Regions from separate parts of the Mus musculus genome. Here regions 2, 3, 4, 5, 6 and 7 are each linked to region 1. The links are chromatin loops, found by intact Hi-C in ENCODE. Cell type or tissue: heart. All regions are shown on one strand.

Evidence for each region. A loop is a pair of places that touch in the nucleus more often than their neighbours do. Peaks named below come from ENCODE experiments on the same cell type or tissue, not always from the same donor. Only the 100,000 strongest peaks of a DNase experiment are listed, where the experiment ranks them.
Region 2: a loop joins it to region 1, with 2.1 times the contacts of the local background. A loop is called at or near these places in 4 of 42 quality-filtered maps.
Region 3: it touches region 1 in a loop (2.1-fold over the local background); 4 of 42 quality-filtered maps call a loop at or near these places.
Region 4: it touches region 1 in a loop (3-fold over the local background); 7 of 42 quality-filtered maps call a loop at or near these places.
Region 5: a loop joins it to region 1, with 5 times the contacts of the local background. A loop is called at or near these places in 11 of 42 quality-filtered maps.
Region 6: it touches region 1 in a loop (4-fold over the local background); 19 of 42 quality-filtered maps call a loop at or near these places.
Region 7: it touches region 1 in a loop (4-fold over the local background); 13 of 42 quality-filtered maps call a loop at or near these places.

Annotation. Positions count from the first base shown.
Region 1 is chr13:21,943,728-21,947,727 of GRCm38, reverse strand. Zfp184 (zinc finger protein 184 (Kruppel-like)) reads right to left here and starts at 2,634. Exons shown (of 6, transcript NM_183014.1): 1 at 2,529-2,634; 2 at 1,929-2,172; 3 at 658-725. The coding sequence starts at 1,935. In heart, a CTCF peak has its summit at 2,426; a DNase peak (open chromatin) is centred at 2,647; H3K4me3 peaks cover 2,118 bases; H3K27ac peaks cover 1,503 bases.
Region 2 is chr13:21,853,654-21,857,653 of GRCm38, reverse strand. n-TIaat11 (a tRNA gene) reads left to right here and starts at 2,261; the gene lies at 2,261-2,334. It overlaps n-TTagt4 (a tRNA gene), which reads right to left and starts at 1,633; the gene lies at 1,560-1,633. In heart, no CTCF peak of the experiment used is centred here; a DNase peak (open chromatin) is centred at 2,303; H3K4me3 peaks cover 1,459 bases; H3K27ac peaks cover 308 bases.
Region 3 is chr13:23,451,583-23,455,582 of GRCm38, reverse strand. n-TLcag10 (a tRNA gene) reads left to right here and starts at 2,069; the gene lies at 2,069-2,151. In heart, no CTCF peak of the experiment used is centred here; a DNase peak (open chromatin) is centred at 1,852; H3K4me3 peaks cover 1,573 bases; H3K27ac peaks cover 750 bases.
Region 4 is chr13:21,708,051-21,712,050 of GRCm38, reverse strand. It overlaps n-TGgcc7 (a tRNA gene), which reads right to left and starts at 1,471; the gene lies at 1,401-1,471. It overlaps n-TMcat7 (a tRNA gene), which reads right to left and starts at 1,057; the gene lies at 986-1,057. In heart, a CTCF peak has its summit at 1,963 (motif pointing left); DNase peaks (open chromatin) are centred at 1,030 and 1,920; H3K4me3 peaks cover 2,181 bases; H3K27ac peaks cover 1,169 bases.
Region 5 is chr13:21,157,037-21,161,036 of GRCm38, reverse strand. It overlaps n-TEctc11 (a tRNA gene), which reads left to right and starts at 181; the gene lies at 181-252. In heart, a CTCF peak has its summit at 2,028 (motif pointing right); DNase peaks (open chromatin) are centred at 226, 636 and 2,036; H3K4me3 peaks cover 2,883 bases; H3K27ac peaks cover 1,564 bases.
Region 6 is chr13:23,516,509-23,520,508 of GRCm38, reverse strand. It overlaps n-TGgcc6 (a tRNA gene), which reads right to left and starts at 3,306; the gene lies at 3,236-3,306. It overlaps n-TMcat6 (a tRNA gene), which reads right to left and starts at 2,817; the gene lies at 2,746-2,817. n-TStga1 (a tRNA gene) reads right to left here and starts at 2,363; the gene lies at 2,282-2,363. n-TQttg4 (a tRNA gene) reads right to left here and starts at 1,459; the gene lies at 1,388-1,459. It also overlaps n-TQttg5. In heart, no CTCF peak of the experiment used is centred here; DNase peaks (open chromatin) are centred at 1,408, 2,308, 2,808, 3,268 and 1 weaker place; H3K4me3 peaks cover 3,770 bases.
Region 7 is chr13:21,168,086-21,172,085 of GRCm38, reverse strand. It overlaps Gm32298 (a long non-coding RNA gene), which reads right to left. Exons shown (of 3, transcript XR_382107.1): 2 at 3,019-3,083; 3 at 1,312-1,522. n-TKctt28 (a tRNA gene) reads left to right here and starts at 3,939; the gene lies at 3,939-4,000. It overlaps n-TMcat15 (a tRNA gene), which reads left to right and starts at 2,327; the gene lies at 2,327-2,399. n-TLaag7 (a tRNA gene) reads right to left here and starts at 2,050; the gene lies at 1,969-2,050. It also overlaps n-TLaag5. In heart, a CTCF peak has its summit at 334; a DNase peak (open chromatin) is centred at 2,195; H3K4me3 peaks cover 4,000 bases; H3K27ac peaks cover 637 bases.

The sequences.
Region 1 (4,000 bases):
TTTTCCTACAGGTGACCTACAGAATAAAGCCTTCACACGTCTCATTAAGTATTTGAGTTCTTTCATAGTCTTACCTCATTCAATTTTATTTTATTTTTTAACGTTTTCAAAGTAAGCCATCTCCTCCAAATCTTTCTGATTCTGTGACTATTACCAGTGCTCATCTGCACACCTACACTCTGCTCCTCACACGTCTTACTCAAATATTCAAATCTCACTTGTCCTCGAGAGAATATAATTCTACGTCCTTCATGTAACTCTCTGTCCTCTGCAAACCATACATCTCTCTCCATTCCCTAAGTTCTGCAGCACTCACTTCACCTTTGTACTCCTCCTGCTTTGACTTTTATTGGCCAATTTACTGTCAAATAAAGACTTATGCTGTGCTGCTGCTGCTGCCTCTCCTCCTCCTCCTCCTCCTCCTCCCTCCTCCCTCTCCCTCCTCCCCCTCCCCAGCAGTGTTACAAGGCACTGGGTAAGAGGTAAGTGGTGAATGACTGCTGAAGCTGTTGAGGCCGAGCAGGACCCAGGTGAGATCACAGGACAGATGAGAGCCCAGAGAAAGCTCACCAACAATGATTTGGGAGTCCACATACTTGACAATAAAAACACATTATTCTGAGAAGGGACATGGCACTTGGGAAAATCTCAACTTACCCGAAAACTAGATGGTAGGAGTAGGGGACGTCCCTCGTGGAGACTGGCAGAGTCTGCAAAGGACAGACCTAAAAAGGAAGAGGCCAGGCTAAATATGACCAGATCTGCTGCTGCCAGCAATCCAGAAAAATGTTTTACTTTTCTTCCTGGAAATAACAACTATGTCTCCCCTTCCTTTATATGTCAGAATCCCCCAACCCCCTAAAAGGTTCAACTGAGGCCTCTGTACCATCCTGAGAAGGCTCAGCAGAAACAAACAAACAAACAAACAAACACACAAACAACAAAAACCAAACTCTGCCTTAATATTCATCTTTGTCTCTTGACACTTCACATGGTTCATACAGAGAAATGTGAAGTCCTCATTGATGAAGCAAGGCACTCTTGCTGAGTCCTCTCTGCTTCACATAAAGCATGAGTAAACAGTAGGGTATAATAGTGCATGCCTTTAATCCCAGCACTAAGGACGCAAAACCTTGTGGGTCCCAGTGAGTTTATTCAGTGACACTCTCCCATACCTAACGAAAGTAAAGACATGCAAGCACACACTTATACACATAAAACAAAATCTTTTTAAAAAAATTAACAAAAATGTGATAAGGGAAAGATAGTAATAGATCATACTCTTAGGTATTTTTAAAAGGACATTTAAAGAACTGTTTAGTTTTAGGCATTGCAATGTAAGAAATATGCTAACTAGGAAAAGACTACTCAAAGAAGTCTAGCGATCTTATATGGACCTATCATAGGAAATGAGACTTAGGCTGCTTGACAGGGAACTTAGGAGTTCTAACAGCTGAATTCACAGGTAACGGCATCATTGTAAAATTACTGACAGTATCTGGTGCTTTTAAGATCTACACACAGGTTACAGGACTAGGCACTGTTAGTAAAAGGAACTAAAAAACAAGGAAACATTTGCACCCAAATGGTGAGTTTAAGTCCACACACACACTTGCACCAGAACAAGCTTGAAAAAATTGCTTTCTGCAAGATATTTCAAAACTAATCTTTGCAATAAGTTAAAACACCTTTTTTTTTCTGACTAAAGTTTTCTATTCGGAAATGTAATAAAAGAGAAATGTCAAGAGGATCAGATATTCTGAACTGTTGTTCCTTTTCAAATTCTGATGTCCAGAACTCAGAATTAATTCTTTCAAGCCTCTTTCGATGATGTAATTAGGTTTCTTTACCCCTGGCCACATTACTTCTTCCTCCCACCTCTCAGTTCGCCATACACCAGTCCTCTCTGCCCTGGCCATTGCCATTACCTGCCATCCCAGGAGCTCTACGTCTTCCGCTAGAACTTGGACACGTGGATACCTGGGCAGCTTCAGTTTGGGACTTGGATGTCCCGCTCTCCTTCCAGAGTAGGTGTCTTATGCTCTACGAGACTGGCCTACCAGGCACAGGATACACTCTGCAGCACGCGTCTTACAGTCGCACCTCAGACTCGTACAGAGTAGCCAAGAGGTCCTGTCCAAGATCGGACGTGCACAGGGGAAGTTTGGATTGCTACAAGAAACAAAAAGTGAATAGGGAGCGAACAGCTCTGCCTCGCTGCAGTAGAGACTCTGGGCGCCCACCTAGTCTTGGCCACCCGCCCTCCACAGGGTCTGCGATCTCCCACTTTCCCAGGCGGCCAGACACACCTGTTGCGGGGCACACCAGAAAGGCGGGCTGCTCCGCATTTTGCTGGCCCGGCCCAGAACAAAGGAACAAAGCCTTGGGGAACCCGCGGTCCCCGGCAACGCCGAGGGGAGGCGCGCCCCCTTCCCTGACTCCCCGGCTTCCTCCCGCGCATGCCGCACTACGCGAGCCCGCAAGGTGACGTCACACACCCAAGGCGCTGGTGGTTGCCATGGTGATACCTGGACTCCAGTCTTGTGACGCACTCCAAGGATCCTGGATCCAGATGACCTGGGATGGTCATCAAAACTCAGGCTGTGAGTTTACGCCGTGGGACGAGCCAAACGCCCACCCCTTTCCACGCCCACAGTCGGCTTAGCGGTCACTTCCGGTCGCGTAGACCCTTTCCCTTGGTTTCCCCCTCCCCGCAACACACAGGAGCGCCTCACCGGGGAACACAAAGGACCACAATTCCCAGAATGCAACGCGCAGTGTTTCTGAATTACTTTTCCCAGGTTTCCACAAATGCTGCAGTCCCTCCTGGTGGCTCGGGAGGTTGAACCTGCCTACCGTTTGTGTCCAGTGATTTGGATTGTGAGCAGAGGTGGCCATATATAGCGTTTGTAACCAATATTCACACACCCTCAGGGTTTTGGGCGGAGATGTTGGGGGCAGTACCATGCCCCTCAGGCTGGTCTCGAACTTGCTATATACATGTGGCTGGCCTTGAAATCCTGATCCACCTTCTCCACCTCCTAAGGATCTGACCTCCCCTCACAGAGAATTTCAAAATGCAAGCGTACATTTCATCGTTCAACCCTACTTTTATTACCTGGTTGGTCTGCATTCTCATTTATATGGTATTTGTCGTTTTGAAAATATTTTTTCGTTTTCATGTCTTCGAAAAACGACTCTCATTTTTTTTTTAAATACTAAAGAAGCCGGGAGAAGGTGATGGTACAGTATTTTACATACTGCACGTTTCCTTGCCTAGCACTTAAAGCATATCCATTAGTGCTCTAGACGAACACAGAAGATTGCAACAAATAGGTTTTTATGTTTCAAAGATGTGGCCCACTCATCTAAGGGCTTCTGTTCCTCCCCAGTTATTTGACAGAAGGGCTAAAGTGGCTCCCCTCCTTAGCTGAGAGCACCAGACCTGGAAATGATAATGCTACACATGAAAACTTTAAGGAAAGGGGATGATATTTAGAGAAATGGTTGCAACAAGACATTCGATAAAAAAGAGAATGCAAACAGCAATCATGTTTAGTTTTTTTTTTTTAATTGATTTTATGTGTCTGTTTGTGGGCATATGTGAAGGGACATGCTTTGGTGTCCAGAAAAGGATGTAGGAGCCCTTGGAACTAGAATTTATAGAAGACTGCATGCTTAGGACCAGACTTCTAACACTAGCTTTTCTGTTTGCTGGCTAGGAGCACCTCACAGGTTTTGGTTCTGGGAATGGGGCTCTGTTGAAATAAATGCCTGGACACATGAAAGTGACTTTGAAATTTGATTATGAGTAGAAGCTAGAAGAATTACTGAGTTATAGCATTTAAACTAAATTATTCTTAAAAGATGGATGCTGGGGATGGTGAGATAGCTCAGCGGGTAAGAGCACTAACAGCTTTTCAGGAGGTCCTGAGTTCAAATCCCAGCAACCACATGGTGGCTCACAACCATCTGTAGTAACATATGAGGCCCTTTTCTG
Region 2 (4,000 bases), 90 kb after region 1:
TCTCTACCACTGTACTTCTTTTTAAATTTCTGTGTGGACTTCAAAACTCACCAGTTAAGTGAGTGTCCAATATTGACAATTAATCCTGGGCAGAATAAAGAAAGAAACAGACAGCTGGTGCAAGGCAGCTCTGGGCCTTCAGTGTCCTGTACTGGGGAGGCAGATGCCTCCGAGTATCAGGAGTTCAGGGCAGTCTCAGCTACTTAATAAATCTGAAACCAGCCTGGGTTACAAGAAAAAACACTTCTCAAAACAACAGACAAAAGAATCCCTGGAAGGCAGACCTTTCTGTTTGTAAATGATGCTTTGTCCTTCAGTACGGAGGGGCTGGATGAGAGTAAACAATACAGTAGGTCTGGAGTTGATCCTGGACCACAGACAGATGTTTGATCGAACAAAATCTGAGATCAGTCCTGGGCTACAGAAGCTAGCCTCAGCTATAGTGCAAGACAATGTCTCAGAAAGAAAAGAGAAGAGAAGATAGGAGGGGAGGGGAGGGGAGAAAACAGGCAGTGAGCCATTTGTTGATCCTTTGGCACAGATACATCTGTGAATGTCTGAACTGTGATAAATTATATATATTTGTCATATTTTTCTTTTACATGTTCAGTGCTTTCTGAGCTACATATCATTCTGTAATATTCATTTTCATTGTAAGGGTAATTGTTATTATCTTATTTACTTTAATTTTGTAGTAATGGCAATCTAACGCAGGGCCAGGTACGCCCTCTGTCATTGAAGCAGGTCCTCAGCCTAAGTGGTCCTTTACACGGTCAGTCTTCCAGCACACACTGCATAAGCTTGAATGCTCCAGGGTGGGGAGAAAGCTTCATAAAATCCAATTCTCTGTAGAATTCGGTGAGCCTTATTGAAGAAGGGAGATTGGATTTTTATAGAGTCTAGCATAATCAGAAAATACATCTTAGAACCTCAGAAGTAGGAAAAGGAATTGAAAATAAAACATGAATGTCTGAATGTTTTGGAGTTTGATGCTTTTTGCAGTTATTCTGTGCAAAATCTACAAGAAAAGACTCAAAGACATCAAGTTTTAAGATGACTTTTTTTTTTTCAATTACCTGTAGTCAGTTTGTTAGTTTTGTTACTTACAGCCTTTTAAAAATTAGTACCTCAAAAATAAAATAAAACATTAGTACCTCGCTATACATCAGAGTCATTTAGTCAATGCCTCATCCCAAACTCAAGCATTGCAAGTGTGCACTATCATTACTGATAAGTTTAAAGTTCATAAATTATTATCACTTCTTCTCGGTGTGTAGTACAAAGGAGCACACCTCAGCTAGTCTAGACTCTGCATCTCTAATCTCATGATCGCAAAACCAAAGCTCTGTAGTGTCTCAGGAATTATTGGAAAGTTTTTCTCTAATTATATCATTTTTCCATGTACATATTCCAACACAAGGCTGTTCGGTTTCTCAGCAAAGTTTAATAGGCGGGATGTGTTCCAACTCATAAGATGTGAAGGAAAACGCTCCAGTTCAATTAGTGTGAATATCAAGTGAGACTAATAAGAACAAGGCAAAAAAAAAGAAAAGAAGAAAAGGCCCCGCTGGGATTTGAACCCAGGATCTCCTGTTTACTAGACAGGCGCTTTAACCAGCTAAGCCACGGAGCCAGAACTGGAGAAGGGTGTAGTTATATGTTATTTGAATACGATAAAACACGTTTGTAAGGGTCAGCAATTCTGGAAATTAGCTTAGATATTAAAAAGATCAGAAATACTAATCACAACCAAAGAACTTTCTCTTAAAATGGCTGCATATCGTAGCTGGATTGAAGGAGCGACCTTCCGTTGGCAAAGGCCTTTTGCGGAAGCCAGAGGAAAGAATCTTGTCTCATCCATCGCAGCGTCAAAGCCGCACCTGCGGCTGTGTAGTTCCAAGTGAGAGCCGCATCTTTGGAAGTCTCAAGCGGAGCAAAGAAAGCCCTTTCTTAGGCGCGGTTCATCTGGTTTAAGGAAAAACAAAACAAAAACTCAAAAAAAATTTGAATGATACAGCACTTCTTGAGGCTGAATCCCAAACAAGATAAGTCAGTGCGATTACTTACTTCAAAAATTAAAGGTCAAAGAAGAGAGAAAGAATGGAAGGGAGGGAGGGAGGGAGGGGGGGAGGGAGGGAGGGAGGAGGGAGGAAGCAAAGAAGAGAAAAAGCAAGCAAATAAGCAAGCCAGCCAGCCAGCTAGCCAGCCAGCCTGTCTGAGATCTTTTATAAGAAGTAAGGAAAGCCAACGCTGGCGACCTGGCCGGTTAGCTCAGTTGGTTAGAGCGTGGTGCTAATAACGCCAAGGTCGCGGGTTCGATCCCCGTACGGGCCAGTAAACTGCTTAGATTTTACAACTGGAAATGTAGGACTCTGTCCTCTACAGTTCTATTCTCTCTATAAACACAGTTCATCCCACCAAACCTTATTAAGATACCGGAACTTGAATGAAGTGAAGTTGTTCACTCACCACTTTTGTCAAATATCATTATAAAGCCTTTCAGATCACTTTGTCTGTCTTTCTCTAGCTGGAATTTCCACATCACTCATTGCCTATTTGTACTCATTACTGGCACCTGGCTTTTCTTCACTTCCACTAGACCTGGACATGGTATGTTTGTTCCGTTATTGTTCTAGAATGCTCTCCTATCTGATAGCTCCAAACCTTGAGCATCACCAGTAAGCATCATCCCTTTTCCTTATTTTTGCTTTCATCTTCATATCAGCGAGAGTAATAATTTATTCCTTGAGAATTGAAGCTCTGGGCAATTCTCATGTTTTAACTGTTAGATCTTAAGTGCTGGCATATAATAGATAGAGTCCATATGTTTTTTGCTGTATGAAGGACAATAGGCACATATGCAGGCAAAACACCCATAAAAATAAAAATAAAATAAAATAAAATAAAAAAGGTTGAAATCCTCAGTATATTTTATCCCTGTAGGAAGTAAAAACATTCAGCGAAGAAATGTAAATACATCTACGAAGTAATGCATGGTTGCATTGGAATCATATCTAAAACCAAGCTGCCAGTCATGGTCATTTGTATTCACACAGCAGGGAAACAGTTTGACAGTGGGCTGGGTAAGTTTGCAACCTTGTACTGGTTAGTTTTTGTCAACTTGACACTAACTGTAATCACTTTATAAAAAGGAACCTCGGTTAAGGAATTGCCTCCATTAGATTGGTCTGTAGGTGCAGCAGATTGATTTATGATTAATGTAGGAGGGCCATGCTCACTGTGGGCAATGCCTTCTTGGACAGGTGGCTCTAGGCTGTATAAGAAAGCTGGCGGAGTACAAAGAATTGAAGCAAGCCAGAAAGCAGCATGCCTCTATGGTCTTTGCTCTAGGTCCTGGCAGGTTCCTATTTTGAATTCCGGAGCCATCTTTCCTCAAGTATGATCTATATATAATCTGTAAGGTGAGAACAAGCCCTTTTCTCCTTCAAGTTGTTTTTGTTCATGGTGTTTTATCACAGCAACAAAAGCAAACTTGAGTCTCAGGGTTAAATTTCCCTAGGATGGAGGATTAGCAGATAAACCTGTGTATTAGTCAGGGGTTTCTAGAGTCACAGAATGTTAGGAATTGGTCCTAATGCTTTGTCTTCCAAAGAGCCGAGCTTCCAGACCTGAGGGTACCTGCCCCCAGCTGGCTTTGATTGGTAATAAAGAATTGCTGTACAGCCATTGACTGGGCAGGGAGGAGGGCAAGAGACAGGGGCAGAGGGAGGGAAGAGGAATCACCATGACTGGGAGGAAGAAGGATCAGATTTAAGAGCTTCAGGAGAGAAAGCATCCATCAATGCAGGTGGAAAGGGAATGTGGCCCTGTGTGTGTGTAATCCCCAGAAGGTAACAGGGCAGCAGAGATGAACTATAGAGTTTAGAAGGTGTAATGTCAGGAATACTGGAGGGAAATGTATGCTAGCAGTGGAGAGGATTAGAATTGTTCAGCCATTGAGCTAGTCAAGGCATATCAAATTAGCTGGAATTTGTGTATC
Region 3 (4,000 bases), 1.5 Mb before region 1:
TCCAGTTCTAACCTCTGCATGTCACACCCTTAGTGATGAGGAGGGTTATTCTCCAACAAGAATATTTCATTTTTACAGTAATGGCAGCCTTTAAAAAGAACCAAAGATGGGTGTGAGGGTACACACCTGTAATTCTGGTACATGGGAGGTAGAGGCAGGAAGATCAGAGTCCAACATCATTCTCAGCTACTGCTGTAGTTTAAATCCAGCTTATGTTGTATGAGACCTTGCTTCAAAACAAAACTAAAGCATAATTTGGACCGTTCCACACAGTCTTGAACATTGTTATGAATGTTGTTGCTACACCCTCATCCTGAAAGAAAGATTCCGGCTTTCACTAAAGCTTAACCCTAAAACCATGCTCTCAAATCTGGATGCATATGGAGCTTCTGTGGGTAATGAGGGCCCTTTAAAACCCCAGACAGGTTCCAGGACAGCCAGGGTGACATGAAGAGAGTTCCTGTCAATAATAATAATAACAATAATAATAACTTAAAAATTCTGTCATCAGTTAACACTCCCAGACATTCTGATTTAATTGATCAGGGAAGAATTGCTCTCCTAGAGGATTATCAAAAGCATTAACTATGAATTTTTCTTACATTTTGCTAATGGGGGGCATTTCTCTAAAAATTATAAAAATACTATATTTTATTTAACCCAAACTGTACTCAGGCCACAGTGCCTCCCAGTCGTGTGGCCGGCCTGTTAGACACGCAGTGTGGGGCATTATCCCTTAAACTCGTTTAAAATTGATAATATATATTTATGGTGTACAAAATATTCTGATGTATATTGTGGAAAAGCTAAATGAAGTTACAAACCACACCTGTTACCTCACATACTTTTGTTTTGTGGTGAGAACCTTTAACATTTCTCAGCAATTGTCAAGTATGTTACACATTGTTAGTATCTATAAGCTTGTTTTAAACAGCAAAACTTCAAATTTAGTTTTGAAGAAACTAAGAAAGAAGAAAGAAGAAAGAAGAAAGAAGAAAGAAGAAGAAGAAAGAAAGAAGAAAGAAGAAAGAAGGAAGAAGGAAGAAGGAAGAAGGAAGAAGGAAGAAGGAAGAAGGAAGAAAGAAAGAAGAAAGAAGAAAGAAGAAAGAAGAAAGAAAGAAGAAAGAAGAAAGAAGAAAGAAGAAAGAAGAAAGAAGAAAGAAGAAAGAAGAAAGAAGAAAGAAGAAAGAAGAAAAAGAAGAAGAAGAAGAAGAAGAAGAAGAAGAAGAAGAAGAAGAAGAAGAAGAAGAAGAAGAAGAAGAAGAAGAAAAAGAGCAGTTTCTAGACTAGACTCGGTGACACAAGCCTGTGAATCCAGTGCTTCGGAAGCTGAGGCCGGCTTGGGCAACATAATGAAATTCTTAAATCTCAAAAACTAAAACCGAGGGTAATGCTACAGTCGGGTAGAATAGTTTCTAAAGTCCACAAAGCCAGAGCGATTTGTCTGCGGTTCCTCAGCTAAGTGAAACCAAAGCTCCAGTTTCTTTGACTTCCAGTAAGATTCCAGGGCGGCTGAGACTGTCAACAACAACAACAACAACAACAACAACAACAACAACAACAACAGTACATTTAAAATTTTTGTCAATGAGTTACACTTGATTTGCATTTGGAAAATCCTTTGTTGTCTAGGATTGCTATAATGTGAGTTGGGCGGGTTTAGGAGAAAAACAGTTTCTGGTTTTCAGTTTTGTTTTGGTTCCTGAGAAAAAGCTTTGCCTTTGGCCAGTGGGTGTGCTTGTGCTTGCGGGGATGTTGCCTACCCTAGGGCCCTGGATGAGCAAAGTGACAGGCGGGTGAGCACTAGGGAGCTTTCGCTGCGGACCGGGAGCAGACCCGGCTGCCGTCCCGACTGCGCTTCCCGCCTCCCAGAGGGCGGAGGGGTCTGAGCTTTATTAGTCGCCTCCGCCGCCGGGGGAAGTTCCCTTAGATGCAGAGAATGTAGTCTGTGTGTGAAGAATTCTCAAATCCTGAATAAAAGCAAAGACAAAACTAAACCGGAAGTTAGAAGGCGGAGAGTACAATTTTAAGGTAGAAGTAAGAGCAGGAACAGACGTTTATCCTGTAAGTCAGGATGGCCGAGCGGTCTAAGGCGCTGCGTTCAGGTCGCAGTCTCCCCTGGAGGCGTGGGTTCGAATCCCACTCCTGACAACTGCCATCTTTTAAAACCAAATTGCTTCACAGTCTACTAAAACTTTTTCTTTTTTCTTTTCATTTTTCAGTAAACATTTTTTTTCTTTCTTATTCTATCTGTACAGTGGAAGCATTGTGTACTTACAAGATCGCTTCAAAAGTAGAGATTTTAATATTTTCTTTGTTTCTGCTTGTCTGTCCACATAAAAATTTAGATAAATGTTAATTATTTAATTCGTGGCTCATTATCATCACTGATATCTGCACAGATACAAATACACAGAGAGGTTTATCATGAAGACATAGCTCACAATTATAGAGGCTGAGAACTATCATGACATTCTGTTTGTGAGCTGGAAAACAAGGAAGGCAAGTAGCATGGTTTGGTCCAGTTATGAAGAGCTGAAAATCTAGAGAGCAGATGCCAATAAAGTTGGTCAGATCATGAAGCTACTAACCCCCAACCCACCACACCATCCCCACACTCAGGCCAAGTCTGGATAAAGCCCATCACATTAGGGATGGCAATCTACTTAGTTCAGTTATGTGAGTTCTAGAAATCTGGAGAACCCATGACTGTTCAACTTGACGTTTTAAATGAACAATTACACTGTTGATGGTCAGGCACAGGCTTGTCTCTAGAGATACAAGAGAGCAGGACAGGTTCAGCCCCAACTCGAGGAGTGAACAAACTACTACAAAGCCATGACATGGGTATGGTGCTGTACACCTGTAAGCTTACCAGAGGTGAAGCGGGGAGATCAGAAGTTCGTGGTCATCCTTAGCTAGGCCAAGCATCACTCAAGCAAGCTAGCTGCTAATAAATGCTACAGCCAGACAAAGCCAAGCAAATATTGAAAAGAAACTCTAAGAAAATAATTTAATTTGGGACCTTTAGAAATAAAGACAGCTGTAGTTAGCTTTCTGTTGCTTTGATAAAATGCTAACCAAGACCAACTTGATACGGAAAGGGTTTATTTCAGTTTACAGATTACAATTCACCATCAAGGGAAATCAGGACCTGAACCTGAAGGCAGAAACTGAAGCAGAGGCCATGGATGAAGGATGCTTACTATCTCGTTCACCAAAACATCTACCCAGGGTGGCACTGCCTATAATGTGATGGGCATTCCCATAACAATCACTAATCAATCATGCCCACAATCCAGTCTGATGGAGGCAATTCTTTAGTTGAGGTTCCTAGTTTGTCTCAAACCTGCAAAAACTCACCAACGCAAAGTCTAAAATGTAAAACAAGACACACAGGCACAGGTCAGGGTGGTTTTGGTAAATCTGAGGAAAAATGACGTGTTGGTAGTTTTATTATGACAAAGAAATGCATATACATTGTTACAAAAGTTCATTGGCACTTCTATTGTTCGAACTAAAGTTCCCTCAAAAAAGTCACGTATTTGTGTTTAAGATGATCATTAGTCCTCTATGGTTTGAGCAGTTGGCATGTTAAAGGTCAAGTACCAACATGATCTTGGGCTATCTTTAGTCACCTTAATAGCCATTTATCAACCAGTTTCTGTACTGCTGGAATTAAAGGCTTGTGCCATCCCTTTAATCCCAGCATTCCTGAGGCAGAGGTAGGTGATCTCTGAGTTGAAGGCCAGCCTGGTCTTCAGAGTGAGTTCCAGGACAGCCAGGGCTACACAGAGAAACCCTGTCTCAAAAAACAAAACAAAACAAAACAAACAAACAAACAAACAAAAAACAGCAACAACAAAAAACCATTCATATCCACTTTCAAAATGGAATCTGTTATACAGAGAAACCTGAGTTCATGCTCCAAGGCCATGGCCACTTATAATCTGCTTGTACTCCTTTTGGAGCAAGAACTTTGCTTATATCAAGTGCTTGA
Region 4 (4,000 bases), 240 kb after region 1:
TGAGCAACTGGAATTATATAAAAGCAAAACTTTAAAATTTTAACTGTTACTGTTGTGTTATAATCTCTGAACTTTGCTCTGTAAAATACTTTATCAGAAGTGTCAGTAGGTTCATTTGATTATGCACCACATCTCTGCCTGCAGGACTTAGCAGGGGGCTGGTACTTTCAAGGCCTGATATTGGGAGATAAATGCACCCAGGCTTGAGCCAGGAAACTTGGCTTGGAGCATTACCAAAGATGATTAACAGAAGAGGTAAGAGTTGTCAGAACAAACTTCGAAAGACTTGAATGTGGACAAAGAAAATCTCAGCGTGCCCTCTGGGAATAATGTAACAATAGTAATGGGGATCGTTTGCTGTCTTTGATGTATCGGGATATCTCAGCTCGATAGAGATTGACTATAACGGATAAGATGTCAGTTTTTTTTCCAGATATTGACTGTGGAAAGGAAGTAGGGCTGGCGTGTGGCCTTTCCTTCTCAAGACCTCACCAGGGACGACACTCAATTCTCCACCAAGCGACTATTGTTCCACACAGACTTTATACTCCTGTATAGAAAAAATTCTCAAGTTGGGAAATCTCCAGAGCTCTAAAGAAATCAAGGAATAAAACACACCATACTGAGCTGGTGGTGATACGCGCCAAGGAGGAAAACGGAGCAGGTGGAAAAGGCTACTCCATGTAACTTTCACAGACACTCTTAAACCGAGCTGGCTATAAGTAGTCTCTTTGAACGGGACATTCGTAGTATGCAGTTTAGAGGCGCACAGACATGCTACTTCTGCACCTGGGTTTACCACCTCCGAGTCTGTTTACCATCCCTCAGCTAATTGAAAGCGCGCTTCGAGATGTTTTCATCTTCATCTCGAAGAAATATTGTGCGCAGCATGCTTTAATTAGTTATTACTTTCGGTTTCTGCAAGCAAATAGAAAGTGAATAAAACTTTGGTTTTGTGTGACGAGGAAAAAAAAAAGCTGCACCTTAGCAGAGGATGGTTTCGATCCATCGACCTCTGGGTTATGGGCCCAGCACGCTTCCGCTGCGCCACTCTGCTAGAGCTGCCTAGGTGTTCTTTGAAATCACACTTGTATAGTTCGATGTGAACACTGTCTTCTGACAGCTTTTTCCAATGTGTAGTGATTAGCTGATTTAATTGGTGATTTACATATAGCAAAATGAGCTCCGAAGGATTTTATTTTAAATAGATAAATGAAATTCAATGTTTCTTTAAGAAAATAGTTTGTCACTAACCTACTAGTCCCTTTCATTTGAAAGAACGATTTTATTTAAAATATGATTACTATGTACGAGTAATTGAAATTTAAGTAGGAAAAACGAATGATTCTAAGACAGATTGTATTTCGAATACATGATTTAGAAAAAAGGAAAACGAGACCTGCATTGGCCGGGAATCGAACCCGGGCCTCCCGCGTGGCAGGCGAGAATTCTACCACTGAACCACCAATGCTCCGGTAGTTTGTACTTTAATCGTACAAGTAATTATACTACCCATACGAGAAAATTCCATTTCAAAATATCACCTTTTTTAAAATAGTTATTAATATCATCTTACACTTTTAATGTTAACTATTAATAATGTTTCTTCCTTATTTACGGCAACACTGGGCGTCCCAAGCACTTGCAAGCCACCAGCTAGTAGACCGTAAGTCTCCATTCGGAGGTGGAAAGATTGACAGACTTGGGTGGTACCGGGGATCAAGGGTATTGAGACCCGGGGAGGGCACTACGGATTATGTGAATATCACCTCAGTGGAGGCGTTTCTCAGAAATCGCTTAGGAATCTGGGTGGACCCTGAAGGAACGTGAGCAGGACAATGAAGAAAAGTTAAGGGAATGAGAAGAGAGTCCAACGGAAAGGTGCAAAAGAGCAGACGAAAGGGAAGAGAGGAACCCCAATGCGCGCGCTGGTATGTCGGATCAGTGCTGCTCCCTACTGGTCGGAAGTCGGAAGACCGGAGGGGCGGATGCTAGAAATGAGGATTCGGCCTTAGGAGGTCAAGGTTGCATTTTCAGAAGTAACTCTGTAATGTTCTTTAGGAAAATCGAGTCTAGCAATGCCAATAAAGGATAACTTTTCCCCAAAGGCACAGTCATGACTTCCATAAAAACATAAAAATGAACTCGGGTTAAATGATTTTGTATAATAAATTCAAGATGTGACTGCTGTAACCTAATCAACAGAAAATCTAAAAAATAAAATGTCGAAATAAAATTGTGAGAAAAGCCATACCTGGTATTTCTTTTGAGCATACTAAATCTGGTTTTGCCCGGGGCCTCCTTTCAGGCCTTCCCAGGTGAGAATATAAATATGCAGCCCTACAGAAACTTCTGGAAAAGTAGAAAGGGTGTCGAAATGCTTTCCAAAAACCTTTAGGATTCCACATATATGTTGGGACAGAAGCTGACGGAGAAGCTCAGTGGTGAGTAAGGAGGAATAGAGAGAAGAGGGAAGAGAAAGAAAATTAAAAACAAAAACAAATAAAAACACACAATCAAAATAACCCCAACAAACTAACCTCTTAGCTATGTAAGCTCAAAATCCTAAATTAAGTAATGCACCCGGAGATAAACATACCCAGGCTTGACCCAGGAAACTTGGCTTGGAGCGTTACCAAAGATGATTAACAGAAGAGGTAAGAGTTGTCAGAACAAACTTCGAAAGACTTGGATGTGGACAAAGAAAATCTCAGCGTGCCCTCTGGGAATAATGTAACAATAGTAATGGAGATCGTTTGCTGTCTTTGATGTATCGGGATATCTCAGCATAGAGGAGAAAGAGCATTCAGCATTGAATCAAAATGCAAAACCTGTTCAGCAAAAGGCTCTGTTAAGACATTTAAAAACAAGCCACAGAGAGGCAGAAAATATGCACAGCATACCTGATGAAGGGTTTCTTATTTATATGTTGTTAATCAATCAAAACCCACAGACACTGAGGAAGGAGAGACTCTGGAAACATTGCTGGGAAGAGAGACCATGGCGTTACGATATCTTTGCCCAGAAGGTTTCTTAGGGTTTCCAGATGTTTAAGATGTCCAAAAAGGTCTCTCCACATTTAGGAAAAACTTTAATGCAAAATCGCTATTGCAAAGAACAAAAAGGACTCCTGCAAAAGAGGAAAGAGTTTTCTGCCATACAGTACTGCGATCATAAGATCTGTGCAGAAGGAATTTCCCTCATGTAAAAAGGAGTTAGAGGCTCAGGTAAAGAAACCCCCAAGTGGAGGCCTCAGAAGCAACATTTCTGTCTCCTCATTGCCCCACCAGAGGATTTAGGACGCACATGTTACTTTTCTTTTTGGCAGATTTACACTATTTGGTGGTGGTGGTGGTGGTGGTGGTGGTGGTGTGTGCATGCGTACCATGGCCTGCATGTGGCATGGCCTGCACCATAGGACATCATAGGACAACCGTTGGAAGCTGATTCTTGCCTTCTCCCCTGGGATCTTAGGACTGAACTCAGATGATCAAGGATGTACTCATCTCTTGAGTGCCATCTCTCCAGCCATGTGCCCCTCTTGTTCAACAAAGCTAGATTCTCATTATTTGTCTTACATGTGATGAGCTAAATTGCTTATCCTCGTCATCGGTCAGGACAAAGTGCTCACTAACTAACCTTCAGTCCCTTTAAGCATGAGCCAGGCAACAAGATGAGCTACCCTGAGTGAAGCACTGTATGATATGATTGTGCTACCCTTTAATCTAAAGTCCTCACAGCTGGCTCTTTCTGATGTAATCCCATCGAAGGAGGTGATTCCTCTTCCGTCGATCCTAAGGCACGGAGATAACACCGCTATCAAGGAAAGAGGTTACTAAGCAAAAACCATAACAAATAGATTTGATCTAATTTCGACATGTTGTGGGAACTTAGAGGTAGACCATTTAAAGACCCAGGGAGAACCCTCTCTTTAGGATTATATTTACTGAAGTATAGGCAGCAATGGACAGTAAAAATGTGCTTGCACAAACAGAAATAG
Region 5 (4,000 bases), 790 kb after region 1:
TTCTGGGTCAATTCCTACATATAAGCAGGGGAGCACCAACTCTATCGTACTCTTTCACGTCTTCTGAATTTGATTTGCTGGAATTTGTGGTTGGTTAACTGAATGAATCCATCATTAACACATCAGATAGTTGTTTGGCCAATTAAAGTCTTAGCTCTTGCAAGAGGACAACTGGCAGTTTCCCTGGTGGTCTAGTGGTTAGGATTCGGCGCTCTCACCGCCGCGGCCCGGGTTCGATTCCCGGTCAGGGAAGTGCAGTTTTTGTTTTTCCAAACCTCACTCAAACTTTTGGGTCGGAACATTGTACAGTAAAATTACCGGTTTCATAAGTGAGCTTCAGCTTTGTATCCAATTTACTTATGCTAGTCCAATTGCAAATTACCAGCTTATGTAATTTCATTATTTTCAAAATTTTACTAATTATTTGATCCTGTGAAGACCGAGCCTTTTATTTTCCGAATGCTCAAATGCTCTTGCTAAAGGAGTTAGGTTCTGTTGCCAGAATCCACTGGATATTTCTAACAGCTGGTTACTCCATTTCCAGGGGATCTAGCGCTTTCCTCTTTCCTCATGGTCACCAGACACCCCCGCAGCACACTGCCATACACGCAGGCAGAACAGTCATATATTAAAATATAAACAAATAAATCGTATTGAATTTATTTTTAGTGTTTATGGCTGAGTGTATACATGCACGACGTGCCCGCAGAGTTAGAGGCGGTCCTGAGCTGCCTTGTAGGGGTGAGCCGGGACCCTCTAAAATAGCAACAAGTGTTTTTCATTGTTGGGCCATTGACCCACCCCTTTCCCGTTATTTTCCTTCCTCCTCCCCATCTCTCTCCGAACTTGTAGATTTAAAAACTCATGCTATAAGGGTGACTCGGAGAGGGGGGAAATTCGCAGACCATTTTCTTGAGAAGCTGGCTAGGTTTGCACAGGGTGTTGTAAAGATAAATTGTAAAGGAGACAAGTGGGACCTCGCGGTGCTTCCCACCGGCTGGAAGTTTCCTGGTGACTGGAGCAGGAGTCCCTTAAATGTGTTGATTGGTAAAAAGCTGAAGGGCTCAAAATTTCTAGGGTCCTCTGGCACAAGAGAACTGTTTAAAATGCTTTAAATAGTTTTTTCTAAAGAGAGGGAACATTGAATTCTCAGTGCGTCGTATTTAACTAGGATTCTAAGACATTTTAAGTCAAAGAATGAGAATTAATTGCAAGCATCAGAGAACCTGACGGAGAAGGTCGCCCCATTATGACATAAATCCCTAAAGGAGAGATCCATCCTTGACTCTGAGGCTATACCGCGGAGCCCTGACCATTTAAAGGGATCAGATTGCTCCCCTCAAGTGACAGCGGTGATAATGTCTGCATATCCCTTGCAGAAGGAGAACAGAGAACGGCGAGAGCGCGGGTCTGAGCCGTTCTGGCAGTTGTGCACACGCCAAACCCTCCTTTCACACATATAGTGCATACTACAGAATATATTTCCAAAGTTCCTCCTTGCCCTTTGATGGTAGACGTGGAGTCATCGAACCGGTTTTCCGGTTTTCCACTGTGGCTACCTAGGTTAAATGTCCTCTCTCTGCCCTTCACAAATCCTCTCTGACCTGTGAGACAGGCTGTTAATTGTAGTTTGTTGTCTGGACACTCGGAGTTAGAACTTAGTTATAAACGTCCAGTAGCATACTCGTAACTGCATTCTGTAATCATTTGCCATTTCTGTTCAATTCGAGGTACCTGAGGCTATCCTGACTGGCTAGGGTTAGGAGAAAGGGGTTCCGGGCGGTAGCATTGCTTCTTCCAAAGTGACCAGGCAAAAATAAATACGTAGTCACCGCGCTAATGGATCCTTGATGCTCACTTACTCTCTGAAATTCTTTATTCGTTTTTCTACTTGAGTTCTACTTCACAGACCTTCAACAAGCAAAAAACAAACAACCAAAAAGCAAACACTAGAGAGAAAAATCAGTTCCTGGACTGATGTTCCTAAGAGACAAGGAGCTGCTGATACAGCAGTAAAGCAAATACCACCAGAAGGCGGCGCTCTTGCTCCAGGTCGGGCCCCGAAGGCTAACGTTGACGTCTAGTGACTTGCTGTTAGAAGCATACATTGTGGAGAGATCACTGTGGATAGGAACAAAACACCGAGAGAAGAGAGTTGGATAGTCAGGTAGAGAGCTCAGAGTCACTCGACATGCGAAAACACATGGATTCAGATTAATGGACAGGGCAAAAGTAGTTGGTAATTGCTTTGGTTTTCCTGGGAATCCTTTTTTTCTTAGTCGTTATCCTAATTTTCCTGGGAAACAATACCTTCTAAGTGCTGAGAAGGGTGCAGGGTGTATGATGCTACTTAGCCAGTCCACTCCTATAGAAGGCCACTTGAAGACAAAGCAGAGATACCAGTGGAAGCTGAACTTGAAGGAACTTGCTGACTTTTTTTTTTCCTGTTAGAAATGGACCTTTTCGCTTGACTGAGAGACTTAGACTCTTTTAACTGAGTCGAATCTTTCTGGTTCAGGAGTAAAAATTCACTGGACACGCTCTTGACCCCCTAAGGAACGCGGGGGTTGCGGGGGGCGGGCAGAACTTTACTAATACAGTTAGGTCATAACAGCAACTGTACTTTTACAGCATTGGAATCCTGGCATTTCAAAGTGAGCTGTCTTTGGCTTTTTCCCTGGTGGGAATTCCGCTGTATGACCTCTCGGTGAATAGATGGGACTTGAACTCTGCAGTGAGGTGGGCTGTGGAGGGATGCAGGGCTTTTATTTTGCAGATCACGGACCTACAGATCAGTGGGGTGTCTGCGTGCCTCCCTCCCCTTTCCTGGGTGACTAAGGAACAGAGGTCATTGGTGTCTCCAGCATTTGTCAAATAGGGATAGGGGGAGCGACGACACCCAGAGGTCCTTCAAGGAAATACTCCTGTGTGGTAGTGTCCAAGCCATCTAATTCGTTGGATTTAGGATTGTATCTGGGAAAAAAAAAATCCTACCTCTGCCAAGGTTTTTCCACATTGTCAGTGCGCCCTCAGCTCCTAAGATTCCACTCCCTGTTACACAACTCTAAAATGCTTTTATGGTAACATTTCCTGCCTTAATTGCTTTTCTATCGCTGAGGCAAGACACTATGAGTAAAGTATCTTATAAAAGAAAGCATTTAATTTGGGGGTCATAGTTCCAGAGGGCTAGAATCCGTGGTTCTAATGGCAGCAAGCATAGAGCTAGAGCAGTAGCTGAGAGCTAATATCTCCAGCCACAGCACAAGGGGTGGGGGGAGGAGAGGAAGGAGGGAGGAGGGAGAGGAGAGAGAGCCCATCTCCAGTGACACCCTCCTCCAAGAAGCCCCATCTCCTAACCCTTCCCAAACAGGTCCACCAACCGGGGATGAAGTATTCACTCACATATGAGCTTATGGGGGTCTTTCTCCTCTAAACTACCACTCTTCCCAATCATAAATTTGTGGGTGAAATAGTTCATTTCAGCAGTAATTGATGGGAACTATTTAGGAATCAACTTCTCATCTAGTACATAATCCATATTACTATTATAATATATGATATATTAGAATATGATTATTATTAATTTTTTTCTAGTGTCTTTACTCTGAGAACTAGAAGTACTAGAGTACTCCTAGAATGTCAGTCAAAGCCTACCCAGAGAGGACTTTTTAATTGTGGACTATGAATTCATGTTTGCAAACCCTTAGAGAACTCTGCTAAACTGTAGATTCTGTATGACAGTACCCTTCTGTGTGCTTCCTTTTGTAGTCAGTTCCTAAAGTGCTAACTTTGGAACTGGGAGAAGGATGTCGAGGCCAGGAGGGGGTGGGTGACTTTCAGAAGGAGCCGAATTCCAAAGCATGGGAATAAACTGCTGCAAACAGAGGGCCACCCTGAAACCACAGGGACATGGGATCCAGATTGCTCAGGGCTGAGTGCTATATGGGCTGTCAGGCACCACAGGTGCTCTTCGTGGTCACCTTTCTGATTTCTACCAGGC
Region 6 (4,000 bases), 1.6 Mb before region 1:
AAAGTGGGTGATGTTGCCAGGGCTTCCTTTACTCAAGGAGGTAGGATTTGAGAAGAGAGAGTGTAAGTCTAAAGGTGTGTGTATCTATGCATGCTGGGTATATTCCTAGTTTGGGCAAAAATGAAAAGCCAAGACACCAAACAGAGACAGATCTGAGGCTTGAAATCCAAGTGCTAGATGTGGTATATCCTGAGTGCCTTCAGCTAGGTAAGTACTGAAAGTCCCGCTTGCACTTTCAATAGACAGCTAATCTTCTAAATAATGTCAACACGTGAGTGTAGGGGCTTGGGGGATGTCCCAAACAAGAGGAACCCTAAGATAAGCACACTGCACCACTGCACCCCAAACCTTTCCAAGACAGAGTCCATGCTAACAATTTCACTTTGAGTAACTTTGAAGAAAAGGAAGGAAAAACTGAAATTTTAAAAAGGGAAGCACTTGTAACTAGGTGAAGGTGAGCTAACGGGTGATTAAGGAGATGAGGTGTGGATGGATGCAGAGGAAGGAGAAGCAGAACATGGACAGAACACATTTTAAAGTGTAGCATAAAATCCACTATACCATATTACTCTTAAACAGTCACTGAATATCTCCTAATAACTAATGTTAGCTTATTGCTAACATTTCTTTTTGCATTCGAAAATATATTTTGAAGAGATTCCAGAGAAAAGATTGCTGCGGAAAAATATGGACACTCTAACAGCTAACTCTCTAACCACCCGTATACTTACTTAGCAGAGACCAGAATTGAGAAGGAGGATCCAGCCACTGGAAGAAATGTAAGCAAGATGATCCAGTAACTGGTAGAACGGCAAAAGGAAAGAAGGTCCCACCGAGATTTGAACTCGGATCGCTGGATTCAAAGTCCAGAGTGCTAACCATTACACCATGGGGCCGAGTACGACGCAATATTGTCCATAACAAAATACTTGAAGTATATTTACATACATTTTGATCTCAGCATGTGGATTAGATTTTAATTCTTGACAAGTTTACTTCAGAAAGAAAGTACAAAAAATATCTCACGTGTTCTGTCTTGTTAGAACCAAATTCATGTATAAAATCTACTGACGTTCAAACAATAATCAGTGATCCTTTACAAAGGAATTCGGCTCCAGCATAAACAAAACGAATCCCTAATCCTCGCGTCTGCACAAAACTTGGCCAGTTTAGAATCTGCAGTTTCCAACAAAAGTGGTTCCTGGTAAAACTTTAGAAAAGAAAGGTAAATACAGACGTAAAACATCTGATTTTACAGCTTGGAAGGGTTTAGATGAGCTGAGAAAATGTTCAGATGCCATGTAACTTCCTAAGGTTGCTATCTAACTTCTGAACTTGCTATAGATGCACAGATAAATTCTGAGGGAGGTGCGCCAAAAATGTCATGAGGTCCCACCGAGATTTGAACTCGGATCGCTGGATTCAAAGTCCAGAGTGCTAACCATTACACCATGGGGCCTATGCTAACGAATGCCCTTGGTAGATATTAGACCAAGAGTCAGAAGACTGATGTATATTTCTGCAATCTGGATTTGTAAAGTTGCTGTATTACTACAAAATATTTGAAGTATAGCTAGCTGCTCCTTGCAAAATGAGAACTTTGTGTTTGCCAAACCAGAGTTATCAACATTTGCTACACCGGAATTTAGAGAAAAAAGTGTCAACACCTAGAAATCTCTTGGTATATATGGACATGTGGCAAACACAAGAAAAAAGGAGCTAAGTATAAAATTCGAAGAATTTACTAGTACTTTAGGATACAAAATAAATTGCTTTACCTATTTAACCTATTTGTCCTTATCCGCATGTCACAATGAATCGATTGATCACATAATGCTAATTATATATTTTATTTTGTTACTTTTACTCTACGACAGCAATCTCTGTACGCGTTAGAAACTCTGGGTATTTTAAATAGCAATAGTATTTTTTTTTTAATTAAACTTAGCCAAAAAACAGTTTTAAATTTTGTCTGCTATTTTGACTCAGAAATTCGTCTTCCGAAACAATCTACAGGCAGGGCAAACGAAATTTTGTTTGAAGTATTTATTTCAAAACATCAAATACACTCTGGAGTAGACACGCATGTACAGGCGAGGTTTTGGAGTTCAGACAAGAAACAAACTTCAATGTCATACCGGCATGATCTTACATCTTGCTAGATTCAACAGAAGAAAATGGAATTGAAATAAAATGCAGTTCTTAACCAAAGAAAACGGAGTGTTTCAATGTTTACGCTGACGGTAGGGACAAGTTTCTACATGTCAAGAAAATACATTCACGTAGTCGGCAGGATTCGAACCTGCGCGGGGAAACCCCAATGGATTTCAAGTCCATCGCCTTAACCACTCGGCCACGACTACAAGAGCGCGTGCAGTGACAGGATATATTCCCATGAGAAGTAATTCCCTAAATATTTTTCAAACAATATTTCTGTAATGTAATTACAGATCTAGACTACTTACCGTCGTACTAAAAACAATGCGATTGGAGACTGGAAACAGGAATTATAGCCCAACAGCTGGCTGATATGAACATCCTCTGGACAGATGTGATCTGTCCAGACACTTCATGACGAAGTGATCGCAAATGTAGGAACCTGGATGACAGTCTCAGGACCTTTACTGAATACATAAGTAGTTATTACAAAATTTAACCTTGTGGTTCTTATACGAAAAGTTCGGTACTCTAAATGCTGATATTCCTAATTGAAACTTTTCCTTGAAACCTGTCCAAAAGACAAGTTAGCAGAGGATGGTTTCGATCCATCGACCTCTGGGTTATGGGCCCAGCACGCTTCCGCTGCGCCACTCTGCTGACGCGCAGCTTATAGTGTTTTGGAAATCTTTACTAAAGACAAAGCTGTTCAGTTCCTACCTATTCTGCATTATATAAAAAGTAACTTGAAACCTTTACAAGAATGTGAAAGCTAACGACGAATTCACCGACTTAGAATTTTTCCTGCTGAAAATCGGTCAAGCTGAAGCTGGAGCTCGGGAGCACAGCAAGAATTGTTTCGGGTTACAGGGCAAAAGGCACACTTAATGTCAGAACTTTTAATACCAATCTTGCAGAAGCTTTGAACTTGCCAAACCCCTTGTTTTGAATCCAATTTTTTTTTCGGTTTCACCTTTTGTTTGTTTGTGATTGGGTTTTTGTTTTGTTTTAACTTTTGTTTGTTTTGTTTTGTTTCATTTTGGTAGTTTCATAAAAGAATTACTTAAAAGTGAGAGAGTGCATTGGCCGGGAATCGAACCCGGGCCTCCCGCGTGGCAGGCGAGAATTCTACCACTGAACCACCAATGCTCCTTGTTACACTGGCGTTTTTCTTTCTTACATAGGTATCCTTGTATCTGGTTAGTTTGTAAGGGGAAAAAAGCCAATACCCAGAAAATGACAACGCAACCATTTTTAAAAGATGATTAGAAAATAGAGATTATCTCAAACAAAAATAGAGTTTTTATTTCACTGAAAGAAATGAAATGAAAGCCAGCAATATGGTCCCTCTCGTCTATCCTATTCGTTCTTCAGAACAGAGAAGTATGGTGTCTTCCAAGGTGTTTTTGGTAGCTATGATTGGCTGCTCTGGAGTAGGGAACAAAAGAAAGAAAAAACAAGAAACCGAAACAGCAGAAAACGTTTCAGTTTCCTGGACCAAATTTCTCTAAGTCCTAAATTTGGTATACAGATCTGAAGAGCATGAGAAATATCTTAAATCTTGATCGAGTTACCTAACTTTGTTCTTAATTACTTATTTCTAACAATTGGAATAAAGAGCTGGCTTACAAAAGAAAGTTTAAATGGTGCTCATTTTTTTAAAAAACTTAAAAATAAAAATTTTTAAAGAAAAAAAAAGTAAAAATTAAAACTTTTAGAAACAACCTAGGTGTGGTGGCTTACATCTGCTATTCCAGCACGGAAACTACAAAGGCAGACAGATCTCTGTCACTGTCATCCCAGACCCACCCCAGACTAAAAAGCCCGCCTCACAACCCCATCC
Region 7 (4,000 bases), 780 kb after region 1:
AATTGTGACGTATCAGTACAAAAAAGTTATTAAACTTCGTTCTTATCCCCTACTTCTTTACTCTCTCTCCCTTCTCTGTTCCCCCCTCCCCACCCCACCCCCGTTTCCAATCTACTTTCACAGCGCATCTAAAGTCACGTCCTCGTGCTCTTTGCAAGCGCATGTTTGGTTTACAAATGGAAGGGAAACAAGACTTTAAATGAAATGTCTATCCTCCTAATTGATCTAGTAGTATTTTTATCGGAGCAACTCAGTTCTTCACTAGAAAAATTTCGTCTTCAGTGCTGGACCACAGAAATGGCCACGTGGTCTGTACAGCGCCTCCTGTCCTGTTCTTCTGCATCTCAGAGCCTGGCAGCACTCAGAGCAGTTCCTGCGATTTGTGCATTTTTTCCCACCACTACAAAAGGCAAACTGGATGTTAGTTAGTCTTGCAGTCCAACCATTAGAAATTGAATTTCTCTATCTCTGTATGTATGTATGTATGTATGTATGTATGTATGTATGTATGTATGTATGTATTATGTATGTATATACATATGTATGTATATGTGTGTGCATGTGTATATATATGTACACACACACACACACACACACACACACACACACACACACGGTATCTACAGACTTGTCATGTGCAACTACTGCATGTCAGAAAGTATCCTGTCAGCTGCAATCAGGAGCTGCAGCTTGTAAATGCTTTTGCCTCAGCACAAGGCAGCCGGTGCGACGGCGGAACCTTCCTCCCTGCTCTACAGTCCCACCATCCGGCCTTGGCGGCTCCGCTGAAGTTCACTCGGGGCGTGCAGCGTGAACGTGGAAAGCAAGACAGGTGGTCTTGAGAAAGAAGCAAAGGTTCACTGTGTCAGGACCGTGGACCAGTTTTAGACTTTGCGGGTGTGATTGTGCACGTCTCTTTTTTCCTTCACTGCACGCCACAGGCTCAACTCTGTGAGTCTAAAGGACTCTATTCCTCCTTCTCTTCCCTGCCTCTTTCTTTTCCTCTCTCCTGACACCCCCACCTTCTTCTCCTCTTCCTAAAGTGTAGACACCCTCTTTCTTTTCCTTTTCCAGCGTGCAATTAAAATCACCGAGTTGCAAGCCTTCATGAGAAGATAATTTCTGAGTTGAGGCCTACCACTGAGAAGGAGGTTCGAGGGCTCCAGGAAATTCTAAGGGGCAACACTAAATCAAGGAGTCCCTAGCTGGTGGGCAAGAGGCAGCACCGAGGCAAGACATTTATGCCATTGTTAATTAATTTACTTTTATTGAAAACATTTCATACAATATATTTTGATCATTTTTGTTTTCCTTTGCAAGGTATTTCTTAGACACACACAGCTCAGATGAGCGCGATTCGGCTTCAAAATGAAATGAGAAGACTGTAGTGATGATGAAGACGTGGTTTTCCGTCTCCTGGTTGGGAAAGAATCCACTTCTTCCGTGGCCTAGGCTGATCTGTCTCTAGTTGCAAGTCGACGCCAGGAAAGCGAAAGATCCACATTCATCCTTCATTCGTTGACTAAGGCCACAAGAAAGAACTTTAGAGTCGTCAGGCCCTAGCCTATATATAGTAGGTGCGGAATAATGTCTCTTAACTTGAATGAATTAAAGAAAACTGTTAACTGTTGCTGGAGCCTTTTGTGTGGTGGACATGCAGAGATTAGGGGAGTGAGTACCACACAAATTACGGGTTTATTAACTGTTGAAGCAATCAGTTAGGAGAGAAGAATCCTAGCTGATGTAAGGGACCGACTGAAAACTGTCCTGTTCAATAGAGAGCACAAAAGTAACCTGTTGGCAGTGGTGGGATTCGAACCCACGCCCCCGAAGAGACTGGAGCCTTAATCCAGCGCCTTAGACCGCTCGGCCACACTACCGTTGATGTAGAGTTTTGAACCATGGCAAAAAACCTCCACTTAGTCGCAATAAAACATTAAAAGAAAAAAAAAAAAAAAAAAAACCGGTTGGCAGCGGTGGGATTCGAACCCACGCCCCCGAAGAGACTGGAGCCTTAATCCAGCGCCTTAGACCGCTCGGCCACGCTACCCCCGTCGAGGGCTGCTTACGTCTCGTCTTTCTGGAGGATCCATAACAGTCCAGACTCCTTTGCACGCGGCTCTCTGCAGCGAGCTTTCATTGTGCACTCTATGCGCTAATGCAGAAGCGCAGGCTCTGTTCTGGCGTTGTATCATGAGGCTTCGCAGCAAAAGCTCTTTTAGGTGCTATCATATCATCACTAAGAAACTACAACTATGAAACGTTAAAAAAAAACCAGCGCTAGTAACAGCAGGAATACGTGATTACGGAAACTCTGACAACGGGTGCCTCCTTAGCGCAGTAGGCAGCGCGTCAGTCTCATAATCTGAAGGTCCTGAGTTCGAACCTCAGAGGGGGCAACCTCAGCTTTTATTTTTTTTTTAATACATTAAACCTTTAATTTTAATTCCTACGAAGAGAATTGAGTTCGTGTGTACGGAGACCCAAAAACTACTAATGAAATGGAACGGGTAGTTTTATTTGTGTAATATAATGGTCTGTTAGAAAGTTATAAAATAGCGATTTTTCTTTTCTTTTTTTTTTTAAAGAATTAAACACGTGACCAGTGTGTTGGACTACACCTATAATATTCCAGCATTCGGGAGGCAGAGGCAGGTGGATCTCTACAAGACGATTTCCGAAGCCCAGACTTTACAATTAAACTTACTAATTTTTCACCATCCATACTATTGGAGCCAGGAGAATTTTCAGGTGCCTTTCAAATGCACTTGGCATTGGTTATTACATAAATACCAAGGCCAGGAAACTCCCTGCCCAGGGTGTAAAAGAAAGGGAAGCCAGAGAGCGAGTATGAAAGGTGTAAGATATGTGTAATTGCCGGTTTGGTCCTTTAAACCATTCTTCTGGTATTGCTTATTATCGGATCATTTCATCCAACTCCTCACGATACTCCATGTCAAAAACGAAACAAAACTAAAATGTAAAAATAAACCACAAACCTTTCTTGACCATTCTCACCAGGCTGGGCTTTCGGTGCTGACAGAATTTCTAAGTCATCCAAACAGCAAGATTCAGGAAAAAGTCTAAAAGAGAAAAAAGTAAGTCGAGGGAGACAAATATTCTGGGTTAAGATGGTATTTTATACACAGCTCTCAGAATCTCTGTGAAGCCAGAAGACTTCAGCAGGTGTTTGTTGGTTTTCCCTTCGCTCATTATGTGCCGGGCACCGTCTAAAGCTGCATTCCTTGTCCATCGGTCCTCTCTCAGTTCCGGATCTGCCGTCCAATTCTCTGTCCTATGGGAGGACCTGGTGTCTACAAATAACACCTCGAAACTCCATCGCCACAGTCTTTCCTGTTAACGTCCGTCAGTAAGACGAGCCAGAGAGAGAATGGCAGGCAGGAGAAAGGAGATCAACTTCGTGTCTGAAGTTTTTTGCTTTTTGTTTTGATTTTAGTTTTTCGTCTGTCAAACTGTCTTTACCTACACTCTATTTGTGTTCCCAAGACCATCTCATTATAGAAGCTATTAACGGCTGAAGCAGCATCCTCATTACCCCCATGACCTGGCCAGTGCTGCCTCCTTAAAGCTATGGTGCCCTTCCTCAGAGACCCTGACCTCTTCACCTGTAGTCCCCAAGCCCAGCAAGGCAGCTATTTTCTGCAACTAATTTCCTGCAACTACTTTCGCTTCATTAACTTAATTAAGAATTACTGTTTCCTAACTCGGTCCTTGCTGTTAAATAAGGGGTGAGGATTTAACACTGAACACCGGAAGAGAAAAATGCTCTGTTGAAGTCTGCATTTCAGAGACAAATAACAGACAATAAAACTCTAAGTTAGTTGGCCAACTATAAAATGAAAAATAAGCAGGAAAAAAAAAAAAATTTGCTTTTCTTGTATCTTTCTTTATTCAATAAAGAACAGCAACCCCTCAGAGCCCGGATAGCTCAGTCGGTAGAGCATCAGACTTTTAATCTGAGGGTCCAGGGTTCAAGTCC